Regions from separate parts of the Homo sapiens genome. Here region 2 is linked to region 1. A link is a loop called in an ENCODE intact Hi-C map of the cell type or tissue named here. Cell type or tissue: OCI-LY7. All regions are shown on one strand.

Region 1 (8,000 bases):
GAGAATTGTGAAGATTTGACTTAGAATGAATTAGAAAGCTAATTTTCCCATCTTGATGCTATTTTTAATTCCTTCTCTCTTCTGCATTGGATATTGGAATTTGATAAAATAATTTGCACTGTGCTTTGTCAGAGTATGGACCAAATCTCATTCTTCATTGTCCTCCTAGCCTAGCTGCAGTGGCTAGAACTGAGTAGGACCTCAATACAGTAAATGTTTATTGACTTGGATTACTTTCAACTACATTCCTTCTAGTTTCTTTAGAGTTTCAGTAAGTGAAGATACTGTTGCTTGTAAAGATTTAAACAAACACAGAAGGTAATCCTGTTGGAAGAACATTTTTTTCTCAATATTGAGTTGACCAAACCACAGACCTAAAGTGTACTTAGTAAACATTGAGATTTAATTCACTTGGTTTTTCCATTTTTTAAAAAACTGTGTTTCCGTAAAAAGGTGGACCATACTTTTGCTTTATTTGCTTTAGTTATTGTCTCAAATATGTCTTGAACTACTGCTAATAAATTTTATGTAATCTATAAATAACTAAGTAGTAACATATGTGCAACTTAACCGCATAAGGTCTATTACATAGTAAAAATTTATGTCTAATAGGGAAAGAGTTTATTTCATTACTATATTAACAGTAAATGCTAATTATTATCGATAATTATTATATTTATTAAAATTATATAAACAAATTATTTCAAATGATAAAATTGAATTTTTAGGTTCCTAATGTTATATGTAAGAATTTATAATGTCAGTGACATTGAACTGTTTAGTCTGTAGGAAGAAAATACTGCTGACTTTTCTTAAACCACCGTGTAATTTTATTTAGATACTGTGATTTTTAAAAACTCACCTTAAAACATATAATTGAATTTGCCAGCTTTAAAAAATGAATTGTAAGAGCATTATATGTTGTGGGGTGGAGGAAAGAAATGGTTTTCATGAAGGTTAAATCATATTCAGATTTATAAAACATTGTGTTTCTTAAATTTGCTTCTTAGACAATTGTAAAAAAATTTTAGGAGAAAATGCTAAACCCAATTATGGTTGTCAAGTCACTATTCAGTCTGAACAAGAAAAGCAGTTAATGAAACAATATCGACGTGAAGAAAAAAGAATTGCCAGACGAGAAAAAAAGGCTGGAGAAGATTTAGAAGTTTCAGAAGGACTTATGTGCTTTGATCCTAAGGAATTGCGGATACAAAGGTAATAAAAGCCAGGAGCTGAAAAATGCTTGTGTTGTAATTGCTGCTTTTACATATCATTATCACTTTTTAGTTTAGTCTTAGCAGTATAGATGATTTTTACTTCAAGTCACGTTTTCTTCATAGAAGTTTGTTTTATGAATACCTAATTTTCTGGGATAAGAAAGCAATGGTCTGTCTGCTTAATTAGAATATTCTTGGTCGCATCCAGGTAGATAAGAGATTTAGATTATAGAGCTAAGCTATTTTTAGGTGCTGTGTACACACCACTAGGTTAAGATTTATATAGCTTACATAAATTTATTTGAGATACATTTTATTTCTGTGCTCAATGTACCTTTTAAAAATTGTTGTTATTTAGAAGTAGAAAGGAGAAAAATGAAATATAAGCATTATTGCACTTGATTCTTTAAAGATTGAAACACATTTCAAAAAAGAAATGTATACCTTAATAAGTAAACATTTGAATTGTGAAAAAGCAAAATTGGAAAGAACATTAAATCAAACTTACCAAGTGGTGTTATCTATAAATAATATCTAAAAATGTACTGAATCCTATTTTGTCACTCAGAAAATTTCAGGATTCCTAAAATCTTCCTTTGTGTAGTTTAATTTCTTTTTTATGGTGGAAGGCTAGCTCCCAATATCTTTTATAATTGCCTTGTTTTGGTGTATGCATTACCTTTCAAGATAAACATTTCAAATTAGGCCTATTTTTATGTTTACAGAGAACAGGCACTTCTGAATGCTAGAAGTGTTCCAATTCTGAGCAGGCAGAGAGATGCAGACGTTGAAAAAATACATTATCCCCATGTGTATGATTCCCAGGCTGAAGCCATGAAAACATCAGCATTTATTGCTGGTGCAAAGGTATGTCATTGTTATATAACTACTGTTCAATAATATGTCTATTCTAAAGAAATGATGTGTGGATTTTCCCTGTTCCTTCGTGAGTCTAACACTAGTTGACTATGCTAAATTTTATTTTAAAGTATTGGGGAAAATGACATAATGTGGTGTATGTAAAGCTCCTGACATATAGTAGATATTCAGAACATATATGTTTCCCTCCTTTTCATTGTTTTTGCAATTTGTATTTTTGAGTTTTATCAGTTGCATTGCTGCTAGGCTAAACTTTATACTGTATGCTGTACATTTTCCTAATTATATGAATACATTTGTATTCAGGTATACCATCTAATTAGTGTATACTTTAAGATTTGTCAACATACTGTGGCCTGTGTGTTATATAAAATACCTGATATGTTAATGCTTTGTGTGAGTGGTTTTTTGCATTTGTTTTTGTTTTATTTAAGTTTGTTTTCTTTTAAATTAGCTAAGTTTATTTACCAGTGCTTTGTTATAAAACCAGTAGTGTTTTCTGTCTCTCTCTAAAGAATATTTACCAGAGCAAGTGTTTTATTTTTTATTATTATTGGATTTTTATTGTTGATGTTTATAGATGATTTTGCCAGAAGGAATCCAAAGAGAGAATAACAAGCTTTATGAAGAAGTAAGGATTCCCTACAGCGAACCAATGCCACTCAGCTTTGAGGAAAAGCCAGTTTATATCCAAGACTTAGATGAGGTGAGATGAGCCTTTTATAGAGTTGATAGTTTTGAGGCTTGGTATGCGGTATGAATGAATTTATACTGGAAAAATTGTTTTAAAACATTATTAGTTGGCAAATACAGTACAGACATATATAGTTGGTTACTAGAGAATTACAGTAGGAGAGTTTAAAAAATATATACACTATATTTCTTCATACATTAAACAAATGTGTGTATTTTTGTGCATATATTTCTATGTTTCATGTTTTTTTTCAGCTAAGATTTTGGTTTAACTTATGCAAACTGATTTAAATAAAATGTTAAAGGATTTATTTATTGTATTTGATTATATCAAATGATCAACCTATAATAAAATAGAATACATTGAGGGGGTGGCAAATTCTAAAGTAGTTTTAAGAATTTATTTTTTCTAAATTTTTAAATTTTGAATAATGTTTGCCTGTGGAAAATTGGCATGAATATTACTATCTTTATATCCTTTGCTTGGATTCACCATTTGTTAAAATTTTGGCACATTTGCTCTATTTCAAAATATAATATTCCTTAGTTTAGGTTAAAGTATTCATATTATTGAAAGTTAATCTTTTCCATATCAAAATTAAGTTGCTGTGGTTTTTCATGTATGTTCTATAGAATCATTCAGAAATAACAAATAATACAGGCAAGCAAAAACAGCAGCATAAAGCATCATAAAGAATACTCACAGCCAACCAAAATGAACTTCATTCTATATGTATGTGTCCATATGTATTTTCTTTTACAAAATGGAATTACATCATACACACTGTTTTGTGTGTGTATATATAGTTACATGTGTCTTTCTGTGTCAGTAAACATATTTCTGCAGCATCAGTTTATCACTACATACTATTCCATTTTATGCCTTTATTCTGAAATAACTTATAGTTTTAAGTTGTCTTTTACAATAAGTTCTTAGAGTAGAATAAAATTCTAGTTATATCTTGTATATCAGAAGTACTCATAGAACATTTTTATAATCCAAGTGCCTCGCTACTATTTAAGTCCTAATCTCTTCGAAGAGGTCCACGTATCAATATTTTGGGAATGATTTTTTGAAGCTCTATGGGTGATTCTACAATACAGCCAGGACTGACAGCCAATAAAACTAAACAATTATAATACAATTGTTATAAACCTTATCAATCATTATAAGCAATATCATCATTAAGATTTATTAAGTTTTATTTTATGTATTAAATATTTAATTTTAAGTTTTTTTTTTTTTTCATTTTTTTTTTTTTTTTGAGAACGAGTTTCACTCTTGTTGCCCAGGCTGGAATGCAATGGTGTGAACTCTCGGCTCACCGCAACCTCTGCCTCCTGGGTTCAAGGGTTCAAGCAATTCTCCTGCCTCAGCCTCCCAAGTAGCTGGGATTACAGGCATGCACCACTGTGCCCAGCTAATTTTTGTATTTTTGGTAGAGACAGGGTTTTGCCATGTTGGCCAGGCTGGTCTTGAACTCCTGACATCAAGTGATCCACCCGCCTCGGCCTCCCAAAGTGCTGAGATTACAGGCATGAGCCACCGCACCCGGTCTAAATCTTTACATTTTTAAAAAAACATCATTGACATTTATTTAAATTAATAATGAATGAAACAGGCTTTTAAACTTTTCTATCATACTTATTTCTAAATAAGTACTTTGTTCCATTTTTATTTGGATTCTTGGAGTAAAAGAGTTTTTCTGAGTAGGTTAATTCCCTCTGCCACCTTAATGTGCATATCTTATGTAATCTAATATATTCACAGACCTGAGGATTAGGATGTGGAGATTTTTGGGGGGCATCATTATTCTGCCTACCACACGTGATGTAGATGACCACAGTTTTGTTTTTGTTTTTGTTTTAAACTATTCACCTACTGAAGGACATTTATTTTATTGATAGTTTTTGGTGAAACTATATTCGTCTGCCATAACAAAAGACCACAGACCAGGTGGCTTAAAGAGCAGAAACTGCTTTTCTCACAGCTCTGGAGGCTGAAAGTCACAGATCAGGTGGTGCTAGCAGATTTTGTTTCTGGTGAGGATTTCTTCCTGGCTTGCAGGTAGTTACTTCTGCCTTCTTCCTGTGTTTGCACATAGCCTCTTCTCTATGTGTGTATGAAGAGAGACCTCTGGTGTTTCTTCCTCTTTTTTCAGGTTCACCAGCCCTATCAGGTTAGGACTCCACCCTCATGACTTCATTTAACCGTAATTACCTCCCTAAAAGTCCTGTCTTTAAAACAGTCACATTGAGGGGTAAGGGCTTCAGCATACAAATGTTGAAGGGCATAGTTCTTTCCATAACACAGATAAAGCTGTTATAAACCTGGTATGCAGATTTTTGTGTGAATATAAGTTTTCATTCTGTTTAATAAATGTCCAGGAATGCATTTGCTGGGTCATATTGCAACTGCATGCTTAGGTGTTTAAGACACTACCAAACCGTTTTCTAGAGTGACTGTACCATTTAACACAGCCATGAGCAATTCGATATAGTCTAGTTTCTCCACATACTAACCAGCATTTGGTGTTGTCACTGTTTTTTATTTTTATTTTAGCCACTTATATTTTTATGTATTATTTGTATTTTTATTTTAGCCATCTGATTGTAGTGATTTCTCATTGTGGTTTTAATTTGTACTTTTCTAATGGCTAATAATAACTGGGGAATAATACATTTAAGTGAAATTTGTCATTATAAATAAATAAACCATTTGCTATCATATCACTGTAGATATTGATCCTGCCAGACATCATAAGCTTGAGTAATAATACAGACATTGGGAGAAAAAATAGACATTAACAGAATGTCAGATAGTTTAGTAGATGTTTCTTTTGTCTTGGATCTTTTTTGTACCAGGTAGGATCTTTTATGTGTCAGAGAAAGTGCTATTGAAGATGAAGGTCTGTCGTTTTTCACTGAGATCATAATTGCATGCTATTCCTAACTGTCCTAAGATGCTTTTATGTCCTTTTACTGACTGTCACGTTGGATAAGTTTAATAACTTCTGTAATTTGATTAAAAACTTAAGGAGAATTTAAAAATTCTAGTACATGCAAAAATACCATTAATGTCATTAAATGGATTTTGTACTTTCTTGGAAAGGGAGCAATGTAAAAAATGTAGATGCATCTCTTGATTAGTCAGGAGTCACTCAGTTGGAACTCTTAGAAATCTAAGTCAAAGCAAGCAAGGGTGACAATTTATGGCTTTTCTACCTGGATTGTCCAGAAGTAAAGCTGCCTATGTGCCCAGCTTGGCATATAGGCTCAAATGTTATCATCAGATTTTTTTCTCCTCTTTGTCTCTTTTTCTTTATCTCCATTTCCTTTTTTTCTTTTTCCTCCCCTCTTTTCCTGCTTTCTCTTACCCACCCCCTTTTGTGTTTCTCTTATTATTTTTCATCCCCTGATTCCCAGATAGGCTTTCTCCATATAACCAGGGAAAAATGTGTGACAGCAGAAGCAGCAAACATGACCGTTTCCCCATACTATAATCCCAGAAGCAATGGGTTTTTTTTTTCCAACCAGTTCTGCCAGGAAAACAAAAAAACCTCCTAGGATGAACTCTGATTTTCCTGACTTAGGTCACCAGTTCATTTCTGAACCAATTCCTTTCCCTGTGATGTGATGTGAATGGCGTTCTTACTGACACATGGCTACTCACTTGTATATCCTCATTATCAGCTCCCCATGAGCCACCAGGAGTCAAAGGGGAGTTTCCCAAAGGAAAGGAGAGTGCTATTATTACCCTTAAAAGTAGGATGAGAAAGATGCTAAGACAGAACCATGTCTTTGATATTTTTGGTGAGAAACTCAGGTTTACTTCTTTGTTGGTGTTAAATATGTTGACTTCTGTCTATTTCCACAGTTAGGACTTAGATTTTTTAAGAGTCAGTAGGGTGTTATTCAGCAAAAATGGACTACTGGCCCAAACATAACACTTGATTTAGAAAAGTAATATAAAAGATGCATATAATATTTCATTTTAAAATTTACAATAATTGAGTCCTATAAAATCTGATTGTAAAGAATTTAAGATTTAAGTTTTCTATGAGCCTAGCTTCTTGAATCCTGTGCTTATTCGGCTAAGTTCTGGGAAAATAAAGAATAGGATATTATCTCTGATCTTAAGTTACTCAATGTAGTGTATCTGTTCCATTTCCATGGAAATAAGTGGTACAGTTGGGTTATGTTGTACAAAGTTCTATGGCAGCAGAAAAGGCAGACTAAAGAGATCAAGGAAGAAGCTTTCATGAAGGATATGAAAGCATACACTTTTGCCAGATAGACAAAGCAGGTGGTGGTGTATGCCACACAAAGGATGTTGCATGAAATTGCTGTTACCTTTGGACATCAAGCACTTCAGTCTTATTAGCATGTAGGCCATATGTGGAGAGTGCCAGGAAATGAGACTGGAAAAAGACAATTGCCTGCACATGAAGGGCTTTGAAAACCATGCTAAGAGGTTTACACTCAATATTGTGGGAAATATTACTTCTTAAAAATAGGAAAGTAAATGATCAGGTGTTTTCACTTAAAGGAATTACTCTGGCTGCAACACAAAGTTGAAGGTCTAGAGTAGAGCTGCTGCAATAATTCAAGGAAGAAAAGCTGCAAGCCTAAATTAAGAAAGGGGCAGCCTATATATACAGGGGACAACTGAGAGAAATTTAGCTGCTAGTGTATGTAAGACCTGATGACTGATTAAATAGGAGGGGATGAGGCAGAGAGAAGAATTTAGAATGAGATATAGGCTTTTTGTTTTGAGCAGTGTTGGTGAGTGATAGTGCCATTTACTAAGGTGAGGAATAGGAAATAGGAAAAACTTTTGTGCATGTTCAGCATACAGTGTTAGTTAGGAGCAAGTGTTAGTTAGGAGCAAGACCCCTGAATGTAGGCTGAGTTTCAGTCTTCACTATCCCACATTCTATCTGCCAGACTTTAGGCAAGTTACTTAACCTTTAGGCAAGTTACTTAACCTTTCTGCAACACATGATTCAAATTGCCAGGTGAGGCTAGGCTTGTATTAAGGAAATTTAGTACTTGCCAAATTAAATTAGAAATTTAATTTTTGCTCCATTTAATTTGTGCCACATTTGTGTTTCCTTCCTCATGAAATTTATGAAATCATCTTTGCTATGATGTCTGTAAATTAAAAAAAATGGTAAATTAAATTTTCAGTTTCAAACTTCATAATTTGTT
Region 2 (8,000 bases), 210 kb before region 1:
TTTCTGCTTTGCACGGGCATTCAAGAACAGAAAAGGAAATGGAAGCCAACATATATAGAGTACATAAAATGTTCCAAGATCTTTACATATTGCTTTTTACACCTTCACAATAACCCTATAAAGTTGTAGTTATCCTCATATTATAGATTGAAACTTTTGTGACACAGAAGTCCAGATTTCTCAAGCCTATCCAACTAGCAAGCGATAAATCTACATTTTGAAAAAAAAAATCTATATGGTCTCAAAGTCCATGATCTGCCTATTGCACAATTGCCTGTGAGTTTGGTGTCCAGATGGGGAGTGAGCTGGGTTAAGATTAATTTCAGTATTATGTTGATAATGCTGTCAAAGGTTATTTGAGTTATTTGCTTACCCCATTTATCTTGTTGGACATGTAAGGATTTTAGCAGGATGGAAATGGGCTCCTCTAATACAGTTATCCTTTCTCTATAATTTCCTTTTTTGAAAACTACCATACTTGCTTTATAAATGCTATTTTTTCTGCCTGGCAAAGCTTTTCCTCTTTCTCCATCTGACTAACTCATACTCATCCTTCAAGACCCGGTTAAAAATCTAACATACCCAAGGAAGACTAGATAGAAATATTATAGATAGAAGTAAATGCCCACTCCTCCGAGCTTCAAAACCACTTTGTCAATGTCTTTATCATAGTATATTTAGTTGTGTACCTTTCCCTTTTCCCCTTTTTGAGAAAACTGAGAAAAAGGACCATATTGTATCCATTTGCACCCATGCAACTTAGCAATATACATGGTGCATAGCAAACGTTCACTAAATATTTGTGGAATTATAGTGAATAGTTTTCTATCTGCTTAACAAGATATGACAAAAATATGTTTGTTCGTTTTTCCAAAACTTTGGGTAAGAGAACTGGTTTGGGCTAGGAAAAAGATGTTCACTGAAACACCAAATTCTGTTGCTACTTCTTTCTTTCTTTTATTCTATTTATTTATTTATTTATTTATTTATTATTGTTATTTTATTTTATTTTTTTTTGGAGAGCCAGGGTCTCACTATGTCACCCAGACTGGCCTCAAACTCCTGACCTCAAGTGATCCTACCATCTTGGCCTCCGAAAGTGCTGGAATTACAGGTATGACTGAGCAACAGCACCCAACCTCTGTTGCTATTTCTAAGTAAAAAACTCTTTTTCATATTTCTTTTATAAAGTAATTTCCAATATAATTAATGCCAAGAACTAAAGCATTAACACCTCTAGAGAAAAAAACAATGACAGCAATATCTGAGGTAATTGGGAAATGTAATGATGAATTTGCACAGTAGACAAATAGAACTACTAAAGAGATCCATCCTACTAAACGTAGTTATTAGCAAAGCACACATTAATCTTCTCATGTCAGATAAAACTTTGCACTTAAACTTTTACCTAATTGATTACTTAGCTGACAAAGCTGTAATTACCGCTGCAAATTTTAAAAGAAATGTCAAGATATTGAAGTAATCTGGTCTAGAAGTGTGAACGTTCTTTATTTGTTTGTGTTAAATCATGTTAGTAGATAATGTCTTTTGCAGAGAAAAAGAATGTCGATGAGAAATGTATATGTTATAAATAAATTTCTGGACTCTTTCCAAATATTCCCCCAACCCAAATCCAACATTCTAAGGGAAGGCGCCTCTAATTTCATTACCTTTTTAAAGTAGGCTGTCTAAGGAATTATGGCTCCCTAATAATTTAGGCCCATTTTAATGTGGTGATATATATTTAAGGTTTTAATGATGCTATTTACAATTATCAGATTAAGTTTGACCCTTGCCCCCTATCCATTTCAGTGACTATCACATTACCACAGTCCTCAGAAGTACAGATCAACTTTGGTAATTATTCCTTGTAGAGAGACATGAAGACTATTTTCCATGTCTTCATAGGAAGACTATTCAAAGTAATAAATTAGGTTTGTATAAGAACACTGATTGATGACCACAATGATGTATGTTGAATCATCAATCTAAATCTGGCTGTATGAATAATTTGTGTGAGCATAAAGACATGTACAATATCATACAAACAAGGGTGGAAATTCTAACATTAAATGATTTAGGAAGCCAAATCAATCACAGACTATGAGAAAATGATCACGTGCTAAGAAATAACAGACCTGAGAATGAACATGATTCATTAATTAGTGAGATGTAGGATTAAGGCCATAAGGCTTCAGGCTCTGACAAGGGCTTTTCCAGGAGTATGATCAGTCAATTATGAGGCATGGTAACTGCTGGCTGCCTGGGAACACAGTAGTCATAGTTCTAGTTTTAGAAAACACTGGCTTATAAATGCGTAAGTGAGAAAAGGAATTGCCACTAGATTAACTATGAAGATCTCCAAAATTTCACCTTCAACTGTCTAAGGCAATTATGAATATATATATAGGTATGGGTTGCTTAATTTTTTAAAGCAAAAATACAAAACAATATCATCTTTGTTAGCACTACTGAAAGTTAGATCATCAGAAAGGAGTTGGGAAAAAATAACTTAGAATTGGTAAAAATAAAAATATAGTAAGGGTAAAAGAGTTCACCTTAAGCCATCTATTTTAATATGCCTCTGAAGAGTTATGATGGCTTATGGGGAAATTTTAAAACATAATAGAAAACTTGAGACCAATTCTACATGTTTTCTTCTATTTTTTTCCATTAAAGATTTTGGTTTGGATTCTATTTCCTTTGCTACTTTCACCTTCCTGAAGTCATAATCTTCCAATTGTAACATAAAAAAACTTTTTCTGTAACAACCAACTGTGATACCTCAAACAGAGGACTACTCTTTGAGATTCGAAAAAGCAGCAGGAAATGACTGTCAAATTAAAAAAAAAAAAAAAAAAAAGAACTAGCAAAGAACTAAGCAGTAGAAATTCAGAGAACATAACATAGAGACAGAAAGGACCTTCCAGAGAATGTCTAATTTTCCCAAAGAGATTTCCTGGGTTCTGTTAGACCACTTTCCCAGAATATAATCAGCCAGAATTTATCTTGGAAATAATAGCAAAGTTTCACAATGCAGAGAATTTAGGGCCCAGGAATTGTTTAAAACTCACAGTTTTCATATAGCATTAACAGTATTGTAGGCTGTTTTGTTCCTTTAGAATTGTGACCTATGTGAATGTATTACTTATTCAATAAATAGTTTTTCAAATGCTCAAAAAAATCACAGTTCTCAAGAATCTCACTATTCCAAACAGAAATATCATGAAAACTGCTAATTTCTTGAACATTAATGAGTATTAGTAAGTGAAGACATGAGACAAATACTAAATAAAGAGGCTGTAAACAAAAAGAGAAATAAGTTATAACTCTCCACTAAGTTATGTGTTTCTTCCATATATTGAAAGAATTTTTAACCATCATTGAATCGGCAGACTAGATAACAAAAAATTTACCTGTATCAAAACATGTAACAGTTGTAAAATGAAGAAGGGCTTAAATGATATTCTTTGGAAGACATTATTAAATCATAAGAAGAAAATTTCAAATTAACAACTACATAATATCTATTGCTCAAAAATAATTTTTAACCCCCTTCAAGCTATAGAATATCCGAAGATAATTTTAATACTAAAAGCATAATCTAGATTGTTGTGGGAATAAAAAATAATAATACACATGAGTGTACTTTATAAATATGAAGCGTTCTTCACATGAAAGAAATTGTAATGATCATTGTTTTGGGAGTTGACAGAAGTGATAACACATGCTGATTCAAGAATTTTTCAGAATATACTTCACACCATCATCTAATTTTGACTCTTTCAATCTGAAAGTATTATTTTCTTCTTATGATTTGCTGAAGAGACATTTTCTTTTTATCTTCGATACTGCATCTCTTGGTAATAATCGCAAGAGATGTAGCACTCAAGGAGGGGAAGATTTGCTTGCTTCTTATCTAGTTCATTTAAAAGGCTTGCAACTCTCTTAGTTTGGATTTCCCTGAAAACAGAATCTGAGAGAAGAACTTGCATGCAGGAAAGTTTATTGTAGAAAGAAAATGAGACAAGAAGGATAAGTTAATAAAATGTTGAGATGGTGAGCAGTTGAGGTCACTGCTCTAGGAATCAAGGCTCAGTTCTACCAGCACTTCTGTGAAACATGTGGAATTGTCCACTCAAAGAGCACTAGGCTGGAACTTTCATCTACTGACTTTACCCTCCATTGGATTAGTGGTGTAGAGTATCAAGTCCCTTATACTTCCAAGCTGTGACTGCACAGGGCCAAAGAAGCTTCTACTCATTGGAGAAGACCCTGGGGTAGAAAGAGGATGGACACATAGTGAATCTTTAAGGTAGGATGATGCTGGTATGAGGTGAGTCTGAGCTCACACAGAACTATTAGCAACAGTTGAACATTAGTGCATTAGTTTTTTATTGCTGCACAATAAATTACCACAGGCAGCAGCTTTAAAAAAATACCCATTTTTTAGCTCAGTTTCTGAAGGTCAGAAGTTCAGGTGTGGCATAGATTCTCTGCTCAGGGTCTCACTGGACTAAAATGAAGGTGTTGGCCAGGACTGTCATTCTCAGCTGGATTCAGGGTTCCCTTCCAAGCTTATTGGTTATTAGCAGAATTCATCCTATAGCTGTAGGACTCAAGTTTCACTTTCAGTTCTGCTCTCAGTTCCCACTGAGACTGCCCACATTTCCTTGCCAGGTGCCCTCTCCCCACCTGCACCTCCCAGGGCCCCAGGCAGTTCACAAAACGGATGTTTGCTTTCTTTTAGGCCAGTAAGGATGAATCTTGATGACTTCTTCTTCTGCCAGCGATGGAAAAAAAACTCTGATTTTAAAGGGTTCATGCCATTAGGTCAGATAGTGTTCCTATCTTAAGGTGAAAAGATTAGGACTTTAATTCCATCTGAAAAATCTCTTCACAGCAGCACCTAGGTTAGTGTTTGATTAAATAATTGTGAGATAGAGTGTGTATACCAGGAGCCAGGAGCTTGAAAAAATCTTAGAATTCTTTATTCTAGGAAACATCTTAGAATAAAGAAAAGAGGTTTAATTTGCTCACAGTTCCACAGGCTGTACAGGAAGTGTGGCAGCGTCTTCTTCTGGGGAGGCCTCAGGGAGTTTTTACTCATGGCCAAAAGCAAAGCAGGAGCAGGACTGAGAGAGAAGAAGGAGATGCTACATACTTCTAAACAACTAGATCTTGTGAGAACTCTATCACAGGTACAGTACCAAAGGGATGGTACCAACCCATTCATGAGAAACCACCACCATGATCCAATCACCTCCCACCAGGCCCCACCTCCAACATCGCAGATTGTAATTCAACATGCAGTTTGGGCGGGGACGAAGATCCAAACCATGTCAGGCACCAAAAGCATCTGTTATAGCAATTTTTTAAAGTGAGTTTGTTTTTTGCTTAGTAGTTTTGTAGGAGAGAAGCCAAAGTTTAACAATATGGGTTTGAGTTAAGAAGTACCCTTTTAAGATTTGTCTAAAGAATTAATTGATTATACTTTTCTGGTATTTAAGGAACAAAACAGGATAGATCTCAACACCCATCATAACTTAGATTTTCAATTATTTCCTATGATATATTCTACATAAGTTGCTTAAATATGTATGTCTGTTAAATAAGGACTATGCCATAAAACTGTGCGGAAGAACTGTGCAACTACTAAAAAAGGTAAAGTGGCAGATTCTAAAAGATTTACTTCCCATTTATCCTGTATTGTGAGCATTACTTGAATGAATTACAACAGACTCAGTTAATTTTTTCATACATAATTGTTACATTTTATCTAGCCTATTAAATCTAACATTTAAATTTAAAAACCCAGTTACCGTAAATTAAATACCTGCCAATTTTATGGATATAAGCACATGCTAATCTTCATGCTGGAAGATGAGCCATGCAGATAATGAGAAACAGAGCTATATTTAGAAGCACATAACTCGAGCTGGTTATTTAAATTTTAGCTCCGCTAGATCTTGTATGAAGTTTTTTTCCATTTTGTGAAAAGTATGTTCAACAGTTCTTCTAACTGTATCATTTAACTACTGAGAAGCCTACCTGACATTACCTATTTTTGTGCAGACAATCGCAGTGTTGCATTTTTGGTTACTGACACACAAAAGCAGCACTGTGGTTTTTCTGAATACACTTTCAGCTCTATATGACATCTCTGGTAATATCTGCTGTGGCTTCCTGAGAAGCTCCCTAAACTATTGATGAGCAAGAGAGAAGCAAAGGGAAATACAAATCCCAAAGGGTGCCTTCCTTACTCTCTTTGCACCTTGATCATTTTCATGCTCCTTGGCTTGAAAGGAGTGTCCTACGTGTTTGAACACTTATTGTATGCCAAACACTATCCCGAGAATTTTACTTATATGCTTTATCCTCATTTAACCTTGATAAACTTTATGAAATAGCCACTGATTATATCTTTATTTTACAGATAGGGTGACAGAAGAGATTATGTGACTTGCAAATGCCTAATAAGGTCATATAGCTAATAAAAACATAATAAAGATTCAAACCTAGGCAGCCTAACTTCATAGCCAGTGTTCTGAATCTTATGCTGTATTATCATAAAGGTAGTGAATAAATTAATCTTCTACAATTGCTACTCAAGGTCTAGAGAAATTAGTAAAATTTTCCTCAGTTCCTTAAAACCAAGATGACTGGAGGATACAGCTTCATAAAGTACTATAAAATGCTGCACATAAATGTGCCACCAAGTAAACTTTAATATAAAGCATTTGAAGATCCCAGGGCTTCTTTTCCTCTTATACAACATTCCATTTATTCAGCCATTGATAGAACTTTTATTATCAAATGTTGATTTCCCAAATGAAACTATGACTATAGAATTATTTGAAGATGTGACTATCAGAGAGCAGCTTTCTCAAGACAGGAATTTATTTCATACTCTTTTTTTCTTAGATGTTAGTCACTTTTGAAAAATAAGGAAAAATTTTCTCATAGTCCATATACTAATACCTGATGAGTGCTTTGTGGTAATGCTATGTTGGCACCACCCAGTTAACTCACATACTCCCAAAGTCACCTTCCTGATCAGCTTCCTGAGCTATTTCTCATTGCCCTCACTTAGGTAGGATTTATGATCGGTTTTAAGGGTAATCATTTAGGAAGCAGAATGATAGAAAACTACTACCATGTGCACTTACTACTATTTCTCAAAGAAATTATCCTCTTAAAGATTGTTTCTTATTTCAAAGGAACGAAGTATCCTCAGGAATTAAAAGACCACCAAATGGTCATTCACAGTTCAAGTGATGTGGCTCACGTACTCTAAAAGCAGAATGTTAAACAGACTTTAAATTCCCAATGTGCATTTTGTAGGACACAGCAGGATATATGAGGCTAAGAACTGAACCACCAAAACACATCCTAGATAAATTTCACCAAATGAACTGCTTCCAAATGTACTCTTGTAAACAGGATAGATGAGGCTAACAACTGAACCACTGAAATGCATCATAGATAAATTTCACCAAACTGCTTCCAAATGCAATCGTGTAAACTTCCAATCCACATCTTATAGAATTTCATATAATAATGAGGAACCAACAGTTAAGCTCATGCATCTCTTCTTCTTTTTAAAGGGTCCTGATACCCTGGGATTGGAACAGATATTTCACAGCTGGAGATAATCATCCATATTCCATCATACCATTTAGTTCAACGCTTGCTGAGTTCTCAGAACTTCTCAAAAAGTACGAAATCATTCATTTCCTGTGCAATGGATAAGTTTTACTTAGTATAGATAAATTTGGAGTTTTAGTATTAATATATAATCACCATGTAAGAATAAAACTACTGGGATTTTTTTCCAGTTTTCTGAAGAGTACATTTACATATTCAAAATAAGAATTACAGGATCAATGAAAGAAATACATTATTTTTAAAGATACTTGCAAGTTAAATAAGTTGTATGAGTGACCTACACTATCATCAGCAAACCTTATTATGCACGTAATTTGTGCAAGCCCCTGTTC

What was found. Hi-C counts contacts between places; a loop is a spot of excess contacts. Peaks named below come from ENCODE experiments on the same cell type or tissue, not always from the same donor. Only the 100,000 strongest peaks of a DNase experiment are listed, where the experiment ranks them.
Region 2: it touches region 1 in a loop (2.4-fold over the local background); 1 of 110 quality-filtered maps calls a loop at or near these places.

What each region holds. Positions count from the first base shown.
Region 1 is chr6:100,793,515-100,801,514 of GRCh38, reverse strand. It overlaps ASCC3 (activating signal cointegrator 1 complex subunit 3), which reads left to right. Exons shown (of 42, transcript NM_006828.4): 6 at 1,011-1,215; 7 at 1,943-2,084; 8 at 2,677-2,802. Among named protein-coding and RNA genes, the nearest start is that of ASCC3, 84 kb to the left of the region's middle. In OCI-LY7, a CTCF peak has its summit at 4,918; a DNase peak (open chromatin) is centred at 4,894; H3K27ac peaks cover 566 bases.
Region 2 is chr6:101,008,010-101,016,009 of GRCh38, reverse strand. All of the region lies in intron 3 of LOC107984041 (a long non-coding RNA gene), which reads right to left. Among named protein-coding and RNA genes, the nearest start is that of ASCC3, 130 kb to the right of the region's middle. In OCI-LY7, no CTCF peak of the experiment used is centred here; a DNase peak (open chromatin) is centred at 4,679; H3K4me3 peaks cover 2,699 bases; H3K27ac peaks cover 3,996 bases.